2 separate regions of the Mus musculus genome follow, and region 1 is linked to region 2. The links are chromatin loops, found by intact Hi-C in ENCODE. Cell type or tissue: left cerebral cortex. All regions are shown on one strand. Links, peaks and the distances in the headings refer to the core of each region. The heading gives the core; the rest is flanking DNA.

Region 1 (10,040 bases), core at 920-8,919, 84 kb before region 2:
CTAGTACTGAACGTGGCACAGAAAACAGAGACAGCTCATAGAAATGCCACCACATTGGTCTCCATTGACTCAGGAGGACACAAGTTGGTGGCCACTCCTCAGAGCTTTGGAAGTTCTTACTGGCAAGTATTTTAAGTTTCCTATTCTCATTTTAAATTTCATTAAGAGGGGAAGCTATGCTGCTCTCCATATTCCAGTTGCCCAACAAGGCATACCCAGAAGTTTCACCAACATCAGCAGGTGTTCCAGGAGACCTCCTTGGGGCACTGTCTCTACAGCGTTCATAAGGGGTGCATGCATTTGGTGACTTTGCCAATCCACCCTTGACAAGTCCATAAAGCTGGAGCTTCATTAAGTCCATGCATTAAGTGAGTCAGAAGAATCCTTCCAAGCAAGCTGAGAAAAAGATCTTTAGCATTTCAAGGAAAAGATGAGTCAAAGCTAGCTTCCCCACATGAAATCCAGAGTTGAAATTGGATCTCCATCTAATGCTGCTGGCACAGGCCTCGGCGTTGAGAACACTCCAGAACTGCCAACTAAAATCAACAGCCTCCTGAAAGTGATTTTGTGAATGCATAGCATTTAAGCTAGCAGGGAAACTATCTCCTGGCTGGGGCTTGCGCAGTGGGTGGAGGAACGGACACAGTTCCCTTTGGGTCCCATAACAATAGCAGAACACATTTGCTCTCCTTTTTAGTCATATTCTTAGGAATCGCTGGAACTCTAACTAGGAGAAATAAAAAGCAGCACTAAAAATGAGTTTTCACTGATCTAAACACTGACTCAAGCCATAAGTCCTGATGTGTAAGCATTATTTAAAAGAAGAATGTCTCAGTCAAGTTTCTACTGCTGTGAAGAGACACCATGACCACAGCTATTCCTATAAAAGAAAGCATTTAACTGGGGCTTGCTTATAGTTTCAGAGGAGATTTAGTTCATTATCACCATGGCGGGGATCATGGTGGAACTCAGAAAGAAGTAACTGAGAATTCTACATCTGGTTCCTCAGGCAACAGGAAAGGTGATACTGGCTCTGGCTTGTGCTTTTAGAAAAATAATTTAAGTGTTAAATACTCTTTGTTTCATAGCATACATAAATCACAGTAAGTGTCTTTCAGTGGCTAAGGGCAGCATCCTTAACATAGGGAATTCTAATTAAAACGGCATTGTCAAGAAGACACCGTTGTTTCCTGATGTTTAGTCATTGCCTGTAATGGGCCAGGGAACACAAACTGAAACACAGTGAGTCTTGTTTCTGCGACAGTGATAGAATTGCTCAGTGTTTAAACATTTTCATATACCCAGTTGTATAAATCTCAGTGTAAAGCCATTTAATCGGTTTGAGGCGACACCCCCATTTTTATGGAAAGTAAAGCATTACTAATTAAGTCCAGTCTTATCTTGAGAAAGTGTTAGCAGTGTTAGCAGGGATACAACCAGAATTGTTACTTTAGAAAGATCGTATCCACTTTATCAAAAGTCAGTTTTACTTAAATCAGGACTGTCCAACAAAAACAGTTAGCCATTCATGATCTGAATTTGGTACCTGAATTAAATTGTGGTGTACATTAAAAGTTGTGAGACATTTGTTTTAAAATAAATATATCATTGGAATTACTCATTAGTAGCCATTTTAAGATAAGCTATTAGGCCTGCCATTTTCCCCTTCTTCTTAGTTCCAGCAAAGATCATTTTGGTTCCAGGGCTATAACTTTGAGATTCTCCAAATCTTCCATCAGGGCATCCTGTCCACAGGTGATGCCTTCATTCTTGTTGGCATCTGTGTAAGAGAATCCAGCTGCCTGACCTGCCTTCCACCCAGACAGACCATGGAGGTTTAGTACATTCTTTTTGTTTGTTTGGTTGGTTGGTTTTGTTTGTTTGTTTGTTTGTTTGTTTCGAGACAGGGTTTCTCTGTGTAGCCCTGGCTGTCCTGGCACTCACTTTGTAGACCAGGCTGGCCTGGAACTCAGAAATCTGCCTGCCTCTGCCTCCCAAGTGCTGGGATTAAAGGTGCATGCCTCCGGCTGGGTTTAGTACATTCTTATACTTGCCTCCCTTTCCCACAGTGTAGCACTGGGCACACTTCTGAACAAAAACATTCTTGTCTTTTTCAGTATCACCCATTTTTAATTTACTCCTGGCTGGTCAACATCACAAACGTTCGACCTGAAGACAGACATCCCGACAGACATACTTCTTCCAACAAAGTCACACCAACTCCAAGACCACACCTCCTAAACCATCTCAAGTAGATCCACTCCCTGAAAACTAAGCATTCAAATATATGAGCCAATGGGAGTCATTCCTATTAGTGGGGGTAGGGGTGGGAGGGGGGACAGTAACTACTACATTTATATAAAAAATCAGTTTGTCACAACTCACTTTGGGAGTTTAGAGTTTCTCCAGTTGTTAGTGTTTGGATTAGTAATAAAACAATATTTTCTAAGAATACTAAGTCTGTATTTTAGATTAAAAACTAAGGTTTAAAATAAAGTATTTTAAACCAACTACTATGGCCGATTTGGACACACAACTCTAAGCTGGGGCGCTGACTAAGTAAGCAAAGCTCATGCTTGCAAGCATGAGGACCGGAATTCAGGTTTGGTGAGAAAATGTCTCAAAAGGAAAGGGAGCAAAAATAGAAGAGGATGCCCACTGCTGACCTCTGGCCTCTACATGTACATGCACAAGTGCATACAAAGCTGCCCCCACACACATACACATATACACACACACATACACACCCTTAAAACTGCTTCTGCATCCTCATAAGTGAATGCATTCCACAACAATTCCTAGACACTAGTAACTGCCAAACTTAGAAATGTGCACATGTACCCTGCCAAGATGTCAGTTCCTTCACCAACCTTCTGCCTACAAATGAAGGAAACGTGTAACCAACAAGTGCTTCACTCATGAGTGTACTAAATATCCATCTAGCAGAACTCACAGTGACTCTCAGTGGAAAGGTGTTACTCAGGGCACTCAGGTTCAAGACCCGAATTCATCTGTAACTAATCATGTGACATTGGGTGAATGACATTCTTTGACTGGGTTCCCAGACAACCAGTGTGAAGAGGCCAGGCCCTGGCACTAGGAGATGTGGTCAGTGGGACACAGCATGCCACCTGTTTAAGCCCGCCCCCCTCCAGTTTCAATTCAATGTGTTACTGCCAGGGCTCTAACGAGGGCAAATTTAAACACTAACCCTACAGCTTACACTAAGGGTCCTCTAGGGAGAATGGATGCCTCTAAAACTACACCAGATCAAAATGAGAAATCCAATGAAAAAAGATCCATTTGTCAATAGATACCAAGATTAACATCTATGGACACCTCCAAGTTCACAAAAATTATCATGCTAAAAATGTCACACTCCCCCAAACAATGCATCTGAGGCCCTGAAATACTAAATGAATTACCAACAGCAGACCTTACTTAATCAACCCTCAGAAGCCAACTTCAACTCTGATGCAATAAGCCAGAGCTAACCTCAGTGTTTCCCTATGATGTCATTCCACAGAGAGACAAAGCTACGGTTGGTTTCCTTCTTAAAGGAGCGCTCATCTCCTTGGTCTTGTCTCTACCTTCCCTGAGCTTTGAAAGTCAAGGTGCACTGTGGAGTATAATGTTTGTCCTCACTCCTCCCATCCTCATTTTTAAAGCTACTCTGCTTCAAACGCCTCACTGCTTCACTAGTTCTATTCTTCCACTGTGCCCCCACTTCCTAACTAACATATTGTATTTTAGCCCTAAATATTTCTCTCTTCTGTTTCCACTTTTAGCTATCTAACCCCTACTCTTGAATAAGGAGATTTTTGTAGCTGTATTTGCTTCTAAAGCAGAGCTTCAGACTTTTCCACAATGTGATAGAATATAGTAGAGATAATTTTTAAAACGTTATTGTGACTTTGTGGTGTCTGTGTGTGTGCTTACACACCCATGTGTGCCCATGTGTGAATATGTGTTTGTGTATTCACTTGTGCTTGTGAATGTAAAGAGCCAGTGATTTTCCTCTTTCGCTCTATATTTTATTTTTTCCATAAGATTTTTTATTTATATTCTATGTGTATGTGTGAGTATCTGCATGAGTGCAGATGTATTACATATGTACCTGGTGCCTGAGGATACCAGAAGTGGGTATCAGTTCTCCTGGAACTATAGTTAACAGATGGCTGTGATCTACCGTGTGGGTGATGGGTATTGAACCTGGGTCCTCTGCAAGAGTAGCAAGTGTTCTTAACCCAATGGGTCCTCTCTTTAACCACCATATCTTAATTTTGAGACAAGGTCTCTCCCTAAACTTGAACCTTCATGTTTCATCTAGACTGCTAGCCAACATCCTCCAGGAATCCACCTGGAAATAGAGATGTCACACTACTGGAAATAGAGATGGTCACTGCTATCACAGGCTTTCTCATAGGTGCTGGGTACCCAAATTCAGGTCCTTATGGTTATGTGGTGACCACTTTACCTACTGAGCCATCTCCTCAGCCTACCCCCCAAAGGAATTTTAAAGAAAAGAATTAACAGCTCTATCTACAACCATGAACTTTTCCAGTCTAGATATTCTACTCAGAGAATTGAAACTATTTCATCAAAAATGATGTAGTCTCATGGGGAAAAGAGAGGATTTTAAAAAGATTCTGCAATCTTTAGCCTGCCCAATCTCAGATGGGAGTGGATGATATTTAAGGTGAGAGATTTTACCAGTTTTCAAGCTGTTACACAGTTCTCAATCTGTACTGAGACATTTGTAAAATGCAGAATATACTGTCTTTGACAAAATAAGAAAGCAAAAGTGAAGGGAGGGAAGTGGGCTGCTGTAATGATGGGTGACGTGGACAGCTGCTCTGGGCCTGTGGAGATGGCGCACCCACTCCATTCTGCTCACTCTACAACCCTTCCTTGAGGATAATTGAGTGCTAATTCAAGTGAATGAGGCAATGGACCAACACAGGTTTCATAAAATATGAATGCTCTCAAGCAGACATTTCTTCTGGCAGCTGCTTCCTCAGGATAGCCCTGGAACACATAATCACATTCACGCTGAAGTAAGCTTCGTTAAGTGTATTCATTGGCCAACAGCAAGTCATGATTAACCCTTTTATCCTACTTGAGACAAGAAAAAGAGTAATCTTAGAGAGAAATAATGCCACTACTTGCTAATTGTCTTCGAATTTCATGCCTTTGGTAACAGTTGAGGATTATAATCTAGAATATGGTTGTCTTCAAATAATATGAGCATATGGCTATTTGTGGAAGTTTGAAGAGGAAACCTTCAAGACTTACTAAAAGTTCTTTGCTCTACAGCAACACTAAATAGATGCCTATATGATGAAGAATATACATGAGTCACAAGTTGGTGAACTACTAATCTTGCACTAAAATGAGTACGTTTAACATGAGTTAGAGTTGTTCAGCCAGGTGTTGTATGCTTTTAGTCCTAACAATTAAGAGACAGACGATGGCAGCTCTGTATGAGGTCAAGGGCAGCTTGGTCTACACAGTGAGTTCTGGTCTAAGCTGTATAAGATCTTGTCCCAAAGCCAATAAACAAATAAATAAAATTAAAACATTGTGCTGACCATAAAGAAACATGATGATCTAAAATCAGAATGAAATACTTGCCAGTCACCAACCAAAAAAAAATATGATTTATGGTGTTTAGAATACACACAATAATGGAAATTTATAACCTGCAAGTTTATATGGCAGGCCTGGGAAGGGTGCTGTGATTTATTTAGTCTTGGATTCTCATTTTCTAGTGAGCATGCTGCCAGCATGCCTGCTGTACACACTGGTCTAGAATAAGAGACAGATCCCAAGGAAAAAGCTCCTTTGGAAGAGTAGATAAACAGTCTCATCTGCCTGGAGTCAGGTTGTGCATCCCACATGAAACCCATGGAAGTCTATAAAAGGCGTCAGCACACTCTCATGGTGTGCCATTCAAAACAGTCTTAGTCTCACTCACAAGAAAAGCTCACGCTCGGTTGTTGATGACACACCAGTACTGCTAATGTCTCATTCTTACCTGGAACATTCTAACCTGATAGCCTCTCATTCTAACCTGGAACATACAACCTGTCTGCCCAGGGCACCATTCAAACACACAGTCCAGGGTAGAACTCCTTCGGTGCTGTCTGATTTCCCTACAGAATTCTCCTTCTGGGTGGGCTCGCCTCACCTCTGCCCTCATCCACAAGAAGCTGTGCTTTGTTTTCACAAGTCTTGATTCCTCCACGTCTCTCAAAGATGTCCTATCACTACCCGACAGAACATAGAGACCTGCGATCAAGCCCTGACAAGCTTCATCTCATTAGTGCCTTTTTTAATCATCAAGGGTGACAACCCATGATAAATTATGTCAAAACACGAGATTCTAAATGAGAAGAGGGAAGGTGGGAAGAAAATGGCACACTCTGAGAATAGATAATGTTTCTCTACCTCTTCTTGAAATTAAAAAGAAAGAAAGGCAAGCTGAGGGCAAAGAGCAATCTGATCCAGAGAGGAACCACCATGACAAGGAGAATTGAAATGGGGTACTCGGTATTTCTCAGTTCTGTTTTTTTGACCTGTCTTTATATAGTAATAACAGAGAACTTGTCTGAAACTCAAAATATAAAATAACAATAGTAGTTGTTGTTATAATAATGATGATGATTATACAAAAGTCTGGCATCTCACACTTTAGACAGCTGTTATGGTCAAACACTACACCAGCAGAGCAGGTACAGCATCCCAAAACGTGGATGCCTGGCTAGTGTTCATATCCAAACCTGCTGCCTCTCAGTGAACTCTCTAGAACTGAGCAAAGGTGAAAGCAGAAATAGGTGTCCAAAGAAGGATGAAGGTGAATGCTAAGGGAGCCATTAGAGGCCATCATGCAAGAGCATATTCACACTCAGAAGAAAGCAACTTCAGCATCTGTCCCACCCACAGGATCCTCTCCACAACCCAGAACAAAAGGCACAACTTCAAAGAATATCTACATGCCTGCTGACTTGACCTTTGCTCTCTGCTGATTACGGGTTTCCTACCTTGCTAACAGTAGGTTCCAGAAAAACTAGGTAGTAGAGAGCATAGCGTGGAAGCCCTGAACAGGACACAGAACTCCTGGTCTGAACGTCACTCAGAGAAGGAGCAGTGCTGGGGCCTGGCTGGCTCAGGGAAGCTTTTATTTAATGGTCTACACTTTGAGTTTATTAAGAAAGAAGGTCTTGGTAAATATCCAAGCATATGCTTTAGGAGAGAGGAAACGAGGCTTGCAAGAGAAGGAAAGAAGCCCTCGCCCTAGGGCAGGTGAGGGTGTCTTGAGGGACATGAAAGAAACACTGAAGCCCAGTTTGGTGTGGACAATGGAGTCCTCAGCTTTGCCTGAAAGTCGTTACTTCAATACTGTAGTGACCACTGAGTGTAAGCCCACAATAGACACTTCTTATTGCTAGGCCCACCTCAGGAGAAAAATCTCTGAGTTGAGCATTAAGGCCTCAAAGAGCCAAGTGTTTAGATTTGTACTTCCCCCTTCCTTGTGTATTTCTCGCATTAAAATAACAGGTTCAATCTAGAAAAGCCGATAAAAATGAATTTTTCCCTCCACCTCGGATGAGCTATGTATTTACATTAGATTAAACATGTGTCTTCTTTAGGAATCAAAGCCAAGATAATCAATTAACAGTTTATATAATTTCAGAAACCCATTGCACGGCATGCTTTTAACTCCCACGCTAAGCAAAACTATCTGGAACTTACAAGATATCCGACGCTCTTCATCAGAAAATACGAACTTTGTATCGTTACTTTCAACACCTTCCCTTCAGAATCAGGCTGCCTTTAAAGATCCTATAATTCCCTTATTTACTTCTCAACCCATAGCAACTGGGCATCCTTTTCCGCAACATTATCAAAACCACCAATGTCCCGGCCGTGTCCAATCAAAGAGACACAGAGTGCTTTGACAAAAATTTCCTTGGAATTTGCCCATGTCCCTTCCACTTGGCTATCTGTGGTTCTGTCCCGTGACTAGATCACCTCTGCTGACCTCATCTCCTTTACTGTGTTCTTGATTGACAGCACTCTTCCCTCCCTTGAACTCCCTTGGAACTCATAGATCACTCTTAGGCATTCTCCTTATTTGTGCACATTCATTCTGGGAGCCAACTCGTTCGGAATCCCTCTCCTTGAACATCTTTTCTCTTCTGGTCCTTTCCCCCTGGGTGACAGAGCTGGGACACATCTTTGGTATATAAGTGAAAATAGTTTTGAGAAACACAGTAGGTCCAGTAGCCCGAGAAGGAACAGGTGCTCCAGTCAAATGTGCAGAAGAGGGCATTGATAACTCTTCAAGGGATCCGAGAATGGGCTCCAGGGGTAGGAGAAAATGAGTGGGTTGTGGTTAAGTCTCTCAAATGCAGTACCACATACCTGTCCGTCAAAGTCAGTCTCCTCATCCTTGTAAAGTATTTAACACTGGATAGATGGACATGTCAATCACAGCTTTTCCAAAGTCGCTTTGGTTTGTTGCTATACTATATCTCCCCCACTCTATTCCTCACATATTCTCTCTCTCTCTCTCTCTCTCTCTCTTTCTCTCTCTCTCTCTCTCTCTCTCTCACACACACACACACACACACACACACACACACACGAGTGTTGTGAAGAAAACTATTCTCTCTTACTTTAGAAAAGAAATTCTGGTTACTTGCAGGACGCTACCACATCAGTGGTATGGTAAGACTGCATCTGGGGGAAGGAAAAGACATATGGTACAATCCAGCTATGATATGGTGCTTAGGAGGCAGCAGGACCAGTGGCCCACAGGAAAGAGGCCCCACCTCAGTAGCATCCGAGTGACCAAAGAACAGGGCAACTTAGTCATATCCAGAGGAGAAAGTCACCCTAAAAGGTACTAGGTGGTGTCCCCTTGGGGAATTCCCAGGGAGAGTCACAGAAGGACTGTCGAGGTGACCCACAGCTCCTGTAGGTTTGGAGCTTGAGCCAGAAAAGAAGGCAGGCTGCTCCTTGATACGTTCTAAGACAGAACACCTCCCCCCCCCCCCATAGCTCTGGAATTCCCCGTGTGGACCAGGATGGCCTTCAACTGCTGCTAATCCTCCTGCCTCTGCCTCCCAAATGCTAGGATTACAAGCATGCACCACCATACCTGTTGCTCCTAAAAATTTCGTCATGGAAAACAATCTGACTCACAAAGAAGTTGTGACATGTGTATCAATGAAACTGTTGCTATAATGTCCTTGCTTTGCTACAGTAAACAACACATTTTATCACAGGCTGACTCTTTGCTTTACAGCTACAATGTTTAGTTTTATAAATACACATTCTGACATAGTGAGGTGGTATGTCTGGGAAGCTATTAAGATCTTACCAAACATTATCAATTCATGACAGAGTATGTCACACATTTGAATGGGAAGGATTGCCTGAAATAATTACAAACAGATTTTTGCTCACAGCAAACTCACAACAGGGTGCTCGCTCTCTCTCTCTCTCTCGCTCTCTTAATTAGATATTTTCTTTATTTACATTTCAAATGCTATCCTGAAAGTTCCCTATACCCTCCAACCGCCCTGCTCCCCTACCCACCCACTCCCACTTCTTGGCCCTGGCATTTCCCTGTACTGGGGCATATAAAGTTTGCAATACCAAAGGGCCTCTCTTCCCAATGATGGCCGACTAGGCCATCTTCTGCTACATATGCAGCTAGAGATATGAGCTCTGGGGGTACTGGTTAGTTCATATTGTTGTTCTACCTATAGGGTTGCAGACTCCTTCAGCTCCTTGGGTACTTTCTCTACCTTCTCCATTGGTGGCCCTGTGTTCCATCTTATAGATGATTGTGAGCATCCACTTCTGTATTCGCCAGGCACTTGCATAGCCTCATGCGAGACAGCTATAACAGGGTCCTTTCAGCAAAATCTTGCTGGCATATGCAATAGTGTCTGGGTTTGGTGGCTGATTATGGGATGGATCCCCGGGTGGGGTAGTCTCTGGATAGTCCATCCTTTCGTCTTAGCTCC
Region 2 (10,040 bases), core at 890-8,889:
AAACTAAAGTTTGCCTGCTTCCAATCTGTCCTGGTAATGTCACACAGGCAGAAGGAATTCTTGGGAGAAACAATATTTATTGTCATGTCAGCTTCTGCCAAGACCCCAGGCAAAATTCCAAAGGACACAGCATGTCTTTGCCAGGATCTCTTCCTTTCTAATACTCTACACATAGAAGCCTTCGTGGCAACTTTGTCTTTCCAAATCCCTTCATCTTAGGCTACCTCCTCTGAGAATACCTCACAGCCGTATTACCAAAGAGCCTTGTTAATTTAAGCTAACGTGTAAATGATGATTACACGTACGTTACCCTACAACATTATTAAATAAGGCTACACTAATTCAAAGACCTTCTTCTACTGATAGAGAAGCAAGAAGACATTTTTAGGGAAGAGCTATAGTAGAAGTCTGTCCAGAAGATGGCTCAGCAGGTGTGGGAGCTCATTGAACAAACCTGGTGACCTAAGTTCAAACCCAAATAAAAGCTGAGGAGGAGAAACAACTCCACAAACTGTCTTTTGATCTCCACACATGTGCTGTGGCACGCGCATCACTCTCATGCACACACATCACATACAGAGTGACAATAATGAATTAAAAACTTTAAAGAACTCTATAAATCTACCCCATTAGTATCCTACCTGGCTACAATCTCCAGTTTCTCTGCCTTGAAACATCATGGCCTCTAGTGCTTTCCAGAATTCTGCTTCCTCCTCTGTCTCAGCTAACATGCTCCATGTTCCCAGCCCGTGTAAAATAGTTCATGACCCTGCTCTTCCCATCAAAACAATGCTACAGTTATTATTGTGGACTGCATCATATGTCTTCCCTGCTAGACCCTACAATCTCAGAGGACAGGATGCCTGCATCCTGCCAATCACAGTAAGCTGGAACCTAAGGAAGGTCTGGGGTAGAGAAGCTTTTTTTATCACAAAAAGTTTTATGCATAAGAATGCACATGAAAACTATATTCACTTATACTTGTACATTTGTGCATATAAGCATAGCCTATCTAAGAGGTAAAGATCACAGCAATGAAAAGCCCTAAAAAGAGGCACCAGGGAATGCATCCGTGTCTTCTGACTTGAAGCCTGGTATCCCAAGTTCTTGGTTTTCCAATATGAAGGAAAAACAAGAAAAGCTTTCTTTTTATTTAGAGTTTAGCTCACTGATCGGGAAACCTGGGGTGTTTTCCTAATGCAAGTCCTACAGTCCTTTCAGGTCATTCTTTAGAAAATTCCTCAACTCACAATTCTCTCTCTGCAGAAGGTTCACCAACCCCACCATGACCACCCTTGGCACGATCACATCTAAGCCACACAGTATTTTCATTGCAGTACAATGTCCAAAGGATTGGCCATGCTTGTGACTGCCAGGGAGAGTGAGCCTGCTCTACCAAGCTGAATTTCCAATCCATGTAATGAGCAGTATACATTCTGACCATGACCATGACCATGACCATGACCCTGACAGAGGTACAGAAGCCAAGGTACACAAGAAAATAGGAACTAGAATGTGATCACATTTTAAAGAAAATGTTCCAGCACTGTTCATGGGAGAAATAATTGCATCAGAAAACAAATTCCCACACAACAGAAAATCTAGACCTTAAGAGGCCATCACATATAAACAGCAAATTCCAAAGAAACAACATGACTTGCTACTTCATAGTTGTGTGTTCAGTTTTATATGCATTAATTATGCTTTAATTCCTATGTCAATATGTGTTCTTCTTTCATACAATGAAGTTCTCCAGATCCATTCATTTGATCCCCAAAAGGAACACTGTGAAAAGGGTAATGAGAATATTACTAGACCTAATTGATTCTTCTATCAGTTAAAGAAGGAAAACTAAATACCCATAGAAAGCAAAATCAGCTGGGTCATGGTAGCATTTGCTTTTAATCACAGCACTTGGAAGGCAGACACAGGCAGATCTCTGTGAGTTCAAGGCCAACCTGGTATATAGAGCTAGTTCTAGGACAGCCAGTGCTACATAAAGAAATCTGTCTTTTGAAAAATACAACAACAAGAAAGTAAAAGTGGGCAAGTTTTTTTGTTAAGCATTACTGTAATGGGATATTTAGTTAAAGGCAAACTGAAAAGCTATGCCTGGTGATACATGCCTATAATTCTAGTACTTTGGATGTGAGTTTGAAGACAGTTTAGGCTACATGGCTTAACTAAATAAAGTTGACAGAAGTAATTCTTTACATGGAAAATGAACAGTGTCAATGCAAGCTGAAATTTTTTATACAAATCTGACTTATAAAAATGTGTTATCATTAGGTATGCTGGTCACACCTGTGATCCCAGCACTCAAGAGACAGAGACAGAAGGATCACCCATTCTCGTAGCACCCAACACTGCACTATAGTAGTCCTGAAGATTGAACCAGCCATAGCTACTATCTGCCTTCTTTGTGTCCAGGTTTTGAACTGAGCCCTCCCATGGGCTCGGTTACACATCTCTCGGTGCAAGCTCTCTTTACTTTCTGGTATATTAGTAACAAACAGTGAGTTGGCCTCCTGCTCCTTTGGTAGTGGACTAAATTTCTGTTCCGCTGACCACAATCCTTCTAACCACACTGGGCATCCTTCAGGCTCGTACAGCATGTGCCTGAGCTTCTCCATTCCTGATCCCAACACCCATCAATGGTCCTGTCAGAGTAGGTGTCTGGGACAGGTGCTTGAGGCAAACCTTCTTTCTAATCTATCCTCCTTATAAAAGCAATTTGTATTCTCAGGCAGGTGATCATGGTTGACCACCCCGACCACCCACTACCTGCAAGACAGCAGGTGGATAATATTAAACCATTATTTCCTTTTACTGTATCTACTTTGTGCACCAGTAGCCCTTGAACTTGACCATTAGGCATTATGACCTTCAGTCCAGCCCCCTGGGGCTAATGCCACCCACACAGCATTTAGACCAGATATTTCCTCCCATGATGCTTAGATGTTAACACACCTAGCCTGCTGCATATTCTTCAACTAGGCTTCTCCAGGCCCCTTGTTTTCAGGCTGAGATGCTCATTTTCCTGAGTTCCAGGCAATGCCAGACATTACCTGTGCTGTCAGCATCTCTGCCAAATTGGCACTCTCTAGGAGGACAGCTTCAGAAACTAAGCCAAACCTATTCACTTCACTAAGCCAAACCAACCCACTTGAAGCTAGAGACAGCACTCTGGTGTAAAAATGCACTTTCTGGTACTTAATTGTTCAAACCTCATGCCACATGTCTGCGTGCCACACAGAGCGGCCATGAGAACGTGTAGCCTGCTCTCACGTGTGAGGATTGCTTTCTAGGTACTGAAATGTCACCTCTTCCTGGCCTTCCTTACACATGTGCCTTGGAGTTTTGAAAAGAATCTATCTTCCTTTCATCTGAATCACTAGTGATACCACAGACCCCAGATGACCCGTTTGCTCAGCATCCCATTACCCGGAATCCTTAAGCTTTAGGAGCCTCCTGTGAATAGGCACAAGTTTTGTGTTTAGCACGCCCCCCCCCCCCACCACCACCACACACACATAGGTTCCTGTTAATGGGACACTTCTCCATAGCATGGAATTGAGAACAGCAGGCCCTGAATTCCCCTACTCCTTTGGCAATAGTCACCCACTCCTCTTGGAAGTTTCTCAAAACTCAGAAGAAAAAAGTAAAGAAAAAGAGGAAGGTTGAAAATAAGGCAGATGTGACCCATCTTTTTTTTTTTTTTCACTCTTCCAAGCCAGACACTACTAGAGGCATTAGGATTTCCCAGAGGCATTAGGATTTCCCGGTGGCCACCAAAAGCAAGCACCCATTGCTCAGAACCTGACAATCGAGCCCATATGCTAGGGTGCTGTTAAGAGTTGTCTACATGCAAAATATGAGTGAGCAGCTATTATTAGAGACGCCAGCACAGAAGGAATAGATAGATAACGCAGAAAACGGGAGAACCAGACACCCCGAACACCCTGGTTTCTCAATTGTCACCTAGACTGACTGCTGAGCCGCTGCAGAAGCTCCAGGCCTGGTTCCCTCCCGCCATGCCCAAGGTCGCCCTGGCGGGGCCTCCTTACCTTGCGTGAGTATGGGGGTTTGCTCAGGTGGATGCCATCGCGGACCAGCTTATCCCGGATCATGATCTTCAGCTTCAGCTTAGGGTAGCTCACCAGCTCCCTGCTGCAGGGAGCGCCCGGCTGGCCACGGGGGTCCCCGCGAGTGCCCTGGGCTGAGCTGCCACATGGCTCCCCCCGGCGGCCTGGGGGCACCGCTTCTACCAGCGGTGCCGGTGGCACGGGCTGCGGTTCAAGGGTGAAGTAGAGGCCGGCAGCGGCCGCATCCTGTTCCCGCAGCCGGTGCACAGCCTCTAGGATGCGCCGGCGGTGCGCGGGAGCCAGCACCCCGATGGCGTCCAGGTCCGGGTCTCCGATCTGCTTGCACACTTCCAGGTCATCGTAGCCATTATCCACGAAGGACTCAGCGTACTGTGGGAGCTGTAACGCTTTCAGCCACTCGTAAACTATGTTGGTGCACATGGCTGAGACTCGGAACTCGCCAGCGAGTACCCAAGTGACACGGGCGGCACCAGTTCTTGCAACTTTTAATCCTCTCCTGGAAAGGGGTGGGGAGAAGAAACAGCAGGAAAAGTTTCTCCCTTAGTGGTTAGGCTCCGGCCGCAGAGTCAGAGCCATAGAAAGCAGCCGGGGAGGGAGCGAGAGAAAACGAGGAGCGTCTAGCGGCGAAGTGGATTCCCCGAGCAGGCGCGGCGCTCGCGGGCACTGGCGGCTGGGCGAGCGGCTGGGCTCCGCGCCGCCCCTGGATGCGCGGCCACCGCGGGGAGGGGCGCGCAGGCGGGGCCGGGCACACCCCTCGCACCCGCGCGGGTCACCGTCGCGCTGCGCCGCCCAGGAGGTTCCCCAGCTGGGGCAGTCTGGGGAGTGCTCGCTGCATGTCGCTATCTGGCCGGCTCCGTGGACGTCTGCAACCGGGTCCCACGCCGTGGAGGCGGCTCCGGCGGGCAGACCGGTGGATGATGGCGAGCGCCTGGTCTGTGCGCTTGTCAGTCACTGTCGTTCCCGGGGTCACGGTGACCCGGTGGCTATTAAGCTTCCGGACTCCGGTGGCTGCCCTGGATATCTTTCGACATTTCTTTTGAATCCGACTTCTCCAAACCCCTAGATTTTTTTTTCTTCGCTCAGTTCCCAAGCCAGTGGGTACTCTCGCCTGGGTGTCCAAGGGGAGGACCCGGTCACTGGTCCTGAGAGAAGCTGTTGAGTCCAGTGTCCCTTCTCCTTTCCCGATGCACGTAGAATGTCCTTTCAAAGGAGCGGGTTGCTAAGGCTCCACAGGCACGGTGTGTCTGGCTCTGTGGTGCTGCGCTCTGTGCCCCAAGCAGCTGCGTTTTGGCAGCAGGGTGGGAGCGACGTGGGGACTGTCCAGCCTGATGGGCGCGAGGCCCCTCCTCGCTATAACTAGTCACACCGGGTGGGTGTCGGGAGGGGCACGACTGCTCCCGATTGCCTCTCCCTCCAAGGCCATCTGACCTGCGAAAGTTTGGGGTGGGTTGTTACTTTCTCCTCCTCGGTCAGCGCATCCCTACCTGATCGGCATCCCTCCCCACCCCCACCTTCCTTCCAGCCACACAAGCACACCGCGTTGTGTCAGACCCCCTCAATCTCTCCCTGCCTTTTTGCTTTCTATTCACTTCGCGTTACAGCTCTTCTGCCCCAGGTGGCTCCCTGCCCAGGGACAAGAGAGGTTTTCTGCCTCCGAGACAGGGACCACAGCCGACTCCCCCTTCTCTGCCCCAGGGTCGCGTGTTAATTGATACACCACCACATACACCACCACGCAGCTGTGTTAAAGAGAACACTAGGGCATCTAGCACTTCTGCCTAGATGGGAGTAACAAAATTAACCGAGATTCCCTCCTGGTGCCCATGGCCCAGCTTTGAATGGAGGCGGGGGAGTGGGGAGGAGAAGGGCGACCCCCCGGAGTTCCTAGGCCTCTTTTCACTTCGTCTGATCTTTGGGGAAGCAGTTAGAACCTTAAGAAACCTTGCAGGCAGCAACAATTTCCTTTTCACAAAAGTAACACTCAGCTTCACTCTAGAGCCAGACCTGGCCAATACCCTTCCTGAAAGAGTCCTTCTGGGGCCCTACCTGTCTCTAGGCACAACACTAATGATGGCACTGCCCATCCGTGGCTTTAGAGTCGTTCCCCGTGGCTCCAGGACCGTTGGCTGTGGGTAAGGGACTCTCTGTGCCACGTTTCCACTAAATTAGTGAAGCTTAAACCCCTCTTGGGACAGACACTGAGAATCAAACTAACTCTCTCTCTCTCTCTCTCTCTCTCTCTCTCTCTCTCTCTCTCTCTCTCTCTCTCCTTTATGGTCTGTAAAATACCTGATATGGGTGAACCCAAAATGCGTCCCGTATTTCTACAATAGCTGGGGCCTATATGCTGAGTCCCAAGCTCCTGGATCCAAACGTCTCATACTGAAAAATAGCTACCAGGAAGAACCTTCTGTTTGGGAAGAAGAAAGACTACAACGCGGGTAGTCACGGAGCCGTGTCTGCCCGCAGTCCTAGATCACCCGCGTTTCCGTGTTCAGAGACTAGATTATGGTTCTGATCCTGGAGCAAGGCTCTGGGTTACCCCGGACCCTCCCTACCTAGCACGGATTGTAACTTGCCCTCCGTCCCTTGCCAAAGCAAGCTCACAGTGCCCTCTTGTGTCCAAGTGCTGGAATTTTAAGGCGTTGCCCAAGTCCCAAACTTGTTTTGTTCGGCTGAAGGAAGAAGAGGGCTTTATGGTTCCTATTTGCCTTCGTAATGTACAGATAATGCCCTCGCGTGTACCTTTATATCTCAATGCTTTGTCATGAAAACCGTTGGGTTTTGGTGAGGTGGGTATTGCAGTACTTTCAAAACAAGTCTGCTTCAATGGAACAGAAGTTCTCTGTAAATGCTTCTTCGGAAGTTGGTACTATATGCCAGGCATCTGCATTTATGTCTAAGTATATGTGGCTCTTAGAAGTATTATCCGCTATGTTACAAAAAAAGGAAGACCCATGTGTGAAACATTCCCTCCTCGTCTGGTCACTGTAGAGGAAAGGGTAGAGAACTATGAAGACAGAAACTCAGGGACAGGCTTCCAGCCACTGGATTTCCAGCTCCCTAGCCATTGCTAAAGGAACCAGCAGGAAACCTTGGGCTGGTTATAAAAGCAGAGTCTCTTACTTCTGCTGTTTGTGTGGTTAGAAAAGGAAACTTTCAAGCTCTTGAGTTTATTGCCCTGGCTTTTCTTTCTCAACTTGTTTGAAAACTCCAATAACACTACTTAATAGTCCTTTGCTTTCTCAAACACAGCCTCTTTCCCTCGGGAGCTTCAGGGCATTCATTTTGTCTCGTTACTCTTCAGCAAGCCAGTGAGTATTTTTATTTCCATTTTACAATTAAGGAAACTGTATTGGAGGAAGATGAATGGCTTGCCCAAGGTCATATGGTAAATCAGGATAGAGACAAGAACAAGCCTGTCTTGTTGAAGCCCCTCCTCTGCTATAGGCAACAGGGATTCTCCCTTATTTATGATCCGGGCACTGTCCAATTAGGAACTAAAGGATCCTGTGCTCTCGGGAGGGAACAGCTTTTTATGAATTAATCATTTGTTAATCAGTCATAAATAAAATCTCTCTTTTGACCTCTCCTTTTCCTCTCTTGCACACATTTCCCATGCTTGTCCAAGCCTTTGTGTGAAACTGCTGCTCCCAGTAGACTTCATTTATTTCTGAAGTCACAAATACAGAGCTTCTGTGGTCTGTACTCATCTCTGCTTCCTACGGAGGCTCCTGGCTATAGTCCAGAATGAAAGGGCAAAAATAACGATGGGGGAGGGGTAGAGAGTACATGGTTTGGTGGATCGAGTAACTTGCCGCACGGAGTTCAGATCCTGAGTCCAGACATCCCTAGTCTAACTAAAAGGATTTAGGCTGGATGCAAGGGGCTGTAATGCCTGTTCTGGGGGGGTGGGGGGGGGAGAGATCAGAGACAGGTAGAACCCAGGGATAGTTGAGAGCCAAGTGGCAAAGTCCAGGTTCAGTGAGAGACCCTTTCTCATAAAATAAGGTTGGTGGTGATCTGGAAAGTCTCTAGACACTGACTTAGGACCTCCACACGTGTACATACAGCCAATCACCATTTTCACACACACACACACACACACAGTGTGTAATTTTAAGATTTGGAAGCCTTCAGGAGCTACAAGGCCATTCTATAGCAAATACAGAATCCAAATTTACATAGAGAAGCTAGAGGTCCAGGGAACTGAAGTTTGCATGTGTGTCTTACCCACATATGTGACAGAGCCCAGATCTTTTCCTCTTGGGCTTTGTACTGCATTGTCTTCTTTTATGTGGCTATTGTCAAAATTGTATACATTCATCGATGTATACTGAGATACAGTACCAGACACCAAAGCAAAAACCAAGCATACAGTGTTTCTTCATTAACAGGAACTGGAGAGATCTCACCATACAGAAATTTAGCTGCTGGGCTTTAAAAGTTTGCTTGCTTTGCTTTGTTTTGTTTTATTTTGTTTTGTCTATGTGTTCTCCCACTCAAGCACTAACCAGGTCGGACCCAGTTTAGCTTCCAAAAGCAAACACACCCAGAGAGTGTGAAACTGGACCTTGACATTCAGAACTCCACACACACTTTTGTTCTTAAAGTGGCTATCACACTCCTAGTTCTCCTCCTAGTCTTAGCCTTAAAGCACCAAGATAATTCACACCATGAACCTTGACAAATACCTTTTCTTTTTGCAAGCTATTTTGGTGGAAAATGCTTTCTTAGAGTTTTTTTTTTTCATTAAAGAAAAAAATTACAAAAAGTAAACTGCTGATTATTAATTAATATATTATTAGCATAATATACATAATAACAATTAATAATTGTTATTTAATATATTTGGACTCTTTGGTTTGATTGATTCATTGGTTTAACATGGTTTTGTATTTATTTGAAGCAATAACTCTTCTTTAAATGAAAGTTACTGGTAAAATAGATTGGGGAGAAAGTTTCTATTTAAATACCACTTCAGAACTATTTTGCAATGATAATAACTATGGAACATGCAAAGTTAACACTGACAGTCTCAGTGTAATTAATGATAATTATATTCAGGTTTTAAAGTCTAAATACCAAAAAGCAGCTTTGCTGCTCAGTAACTAGATTCAAGGTTGCCAGATGAAAAAAAAAAAAATTTGTTTTGAAATCTTCCTGGTGTTACATAAGGTTCCATACTATTTTACTTAGAAGATAAATGTTCATACCTAATGTGTATAAAAATTAAATTCCATTAACATCTATTAAATGTCAGTCCCCTGGGTGTCTAGCCTTGTAAAAGTCAAGCGTATATAATATTAATCTTAAAATGCTAAATATGTCTTGCCTCTGCTTAAACCATCAGCAGAAAGCATCTAAAAGGGCCTCATGCCACAGGGAGGAAGGGGGATAATGGGCTTGAGTGATGTAACAGGCAATCTGTTCTTCAGTGGCGGCAGTGAGGGGTGGCGTTGGCACCTTAATTGGGGGGCAGGCTGGGTGGGGGTTTCTGTTAACAGGCCTGGGCTGTAGATGTTATATTAATGTGTGACAACATATTTGAAGAAGGGAGCGACAAGGAGCAGTGGGGAGTACCAGCAGGATGCCATTAGATTATGGCTTGCTATTATAACAGGCCTTTCTTTCTTAAAGCAAGGGAACAAAGGGGGTAAAGAATGTTCTGGAATCTTTGGCTTAGAGGTCACCAAGAGGAGAACAAGAGACTATATTTGTCGTAGAGAATAAAAACCCACGAAAGGACTTTCCTTGTCCTATTATCTATCTCCAAATAGTCTACATTTGAAATACACCCCAAAGATGACCCAGAATTTCTTGAGGTAAAAATAATGGTGCAGGGTTCTGCTGGATAGCATGGCAATGCTTGAGAACACCTTTTCTTTTCTTCTTTTTTCTTTTTCAGACTAAGCAAAGTTAACTTAGCACTTA

The links. Hi-C counts contacts between places; a loop is a spot of excess contacts. Peaks named below come from ENCODE experiments on the same cell type or tissue, not always from the same donor. Only the 100,000 strongest peaks of a DNase experiment are listed, where the experiment ranks them.
Region 1: it touches region 2 in a loop (2.4-fold over the local background); 2 of 42 quality-filtered maps call a loop at or near these places.

Annotation. Positions count from the first base shown.
Region 1 is chr10:9,585,988-9,596,027 of GRCm38, forward strand. It overlaps a transcript of Samd5 not described here and the pseudogene Gm48758. Among named protein-coding and RNA genes, the nearest start is that of Samd5, 84 kb to the right of the region's middle. In left cerebral cortex, for the core only: no CTCF peak of the experiment used is centred there; DNase peaks (open chromatin) are centred at 4,818 and 5,904.
Region 2 is chr10:9,670,438-9,680,477 of GRCm38, forward strand. It overlaps Samd5 (sterile alpha motif domain containing 5), which reads right to left and starts at 4,771. Exons shown (of 2, transcript NM_177271.3): 1 at 4,068-4,771. The coding sequence starts at 4,526. In left cerebral cortex, for the core only: CTCF peaks have their summits at 4,229 (motif pointing left) and 6,732 (motif pointing left); DNase peaks (open chromatin) are centred at 4,746, 5,318 and 6,716; H3K4me3 peaks cover 3,827 bases; H3K27ac peaks cover 1,562 bases.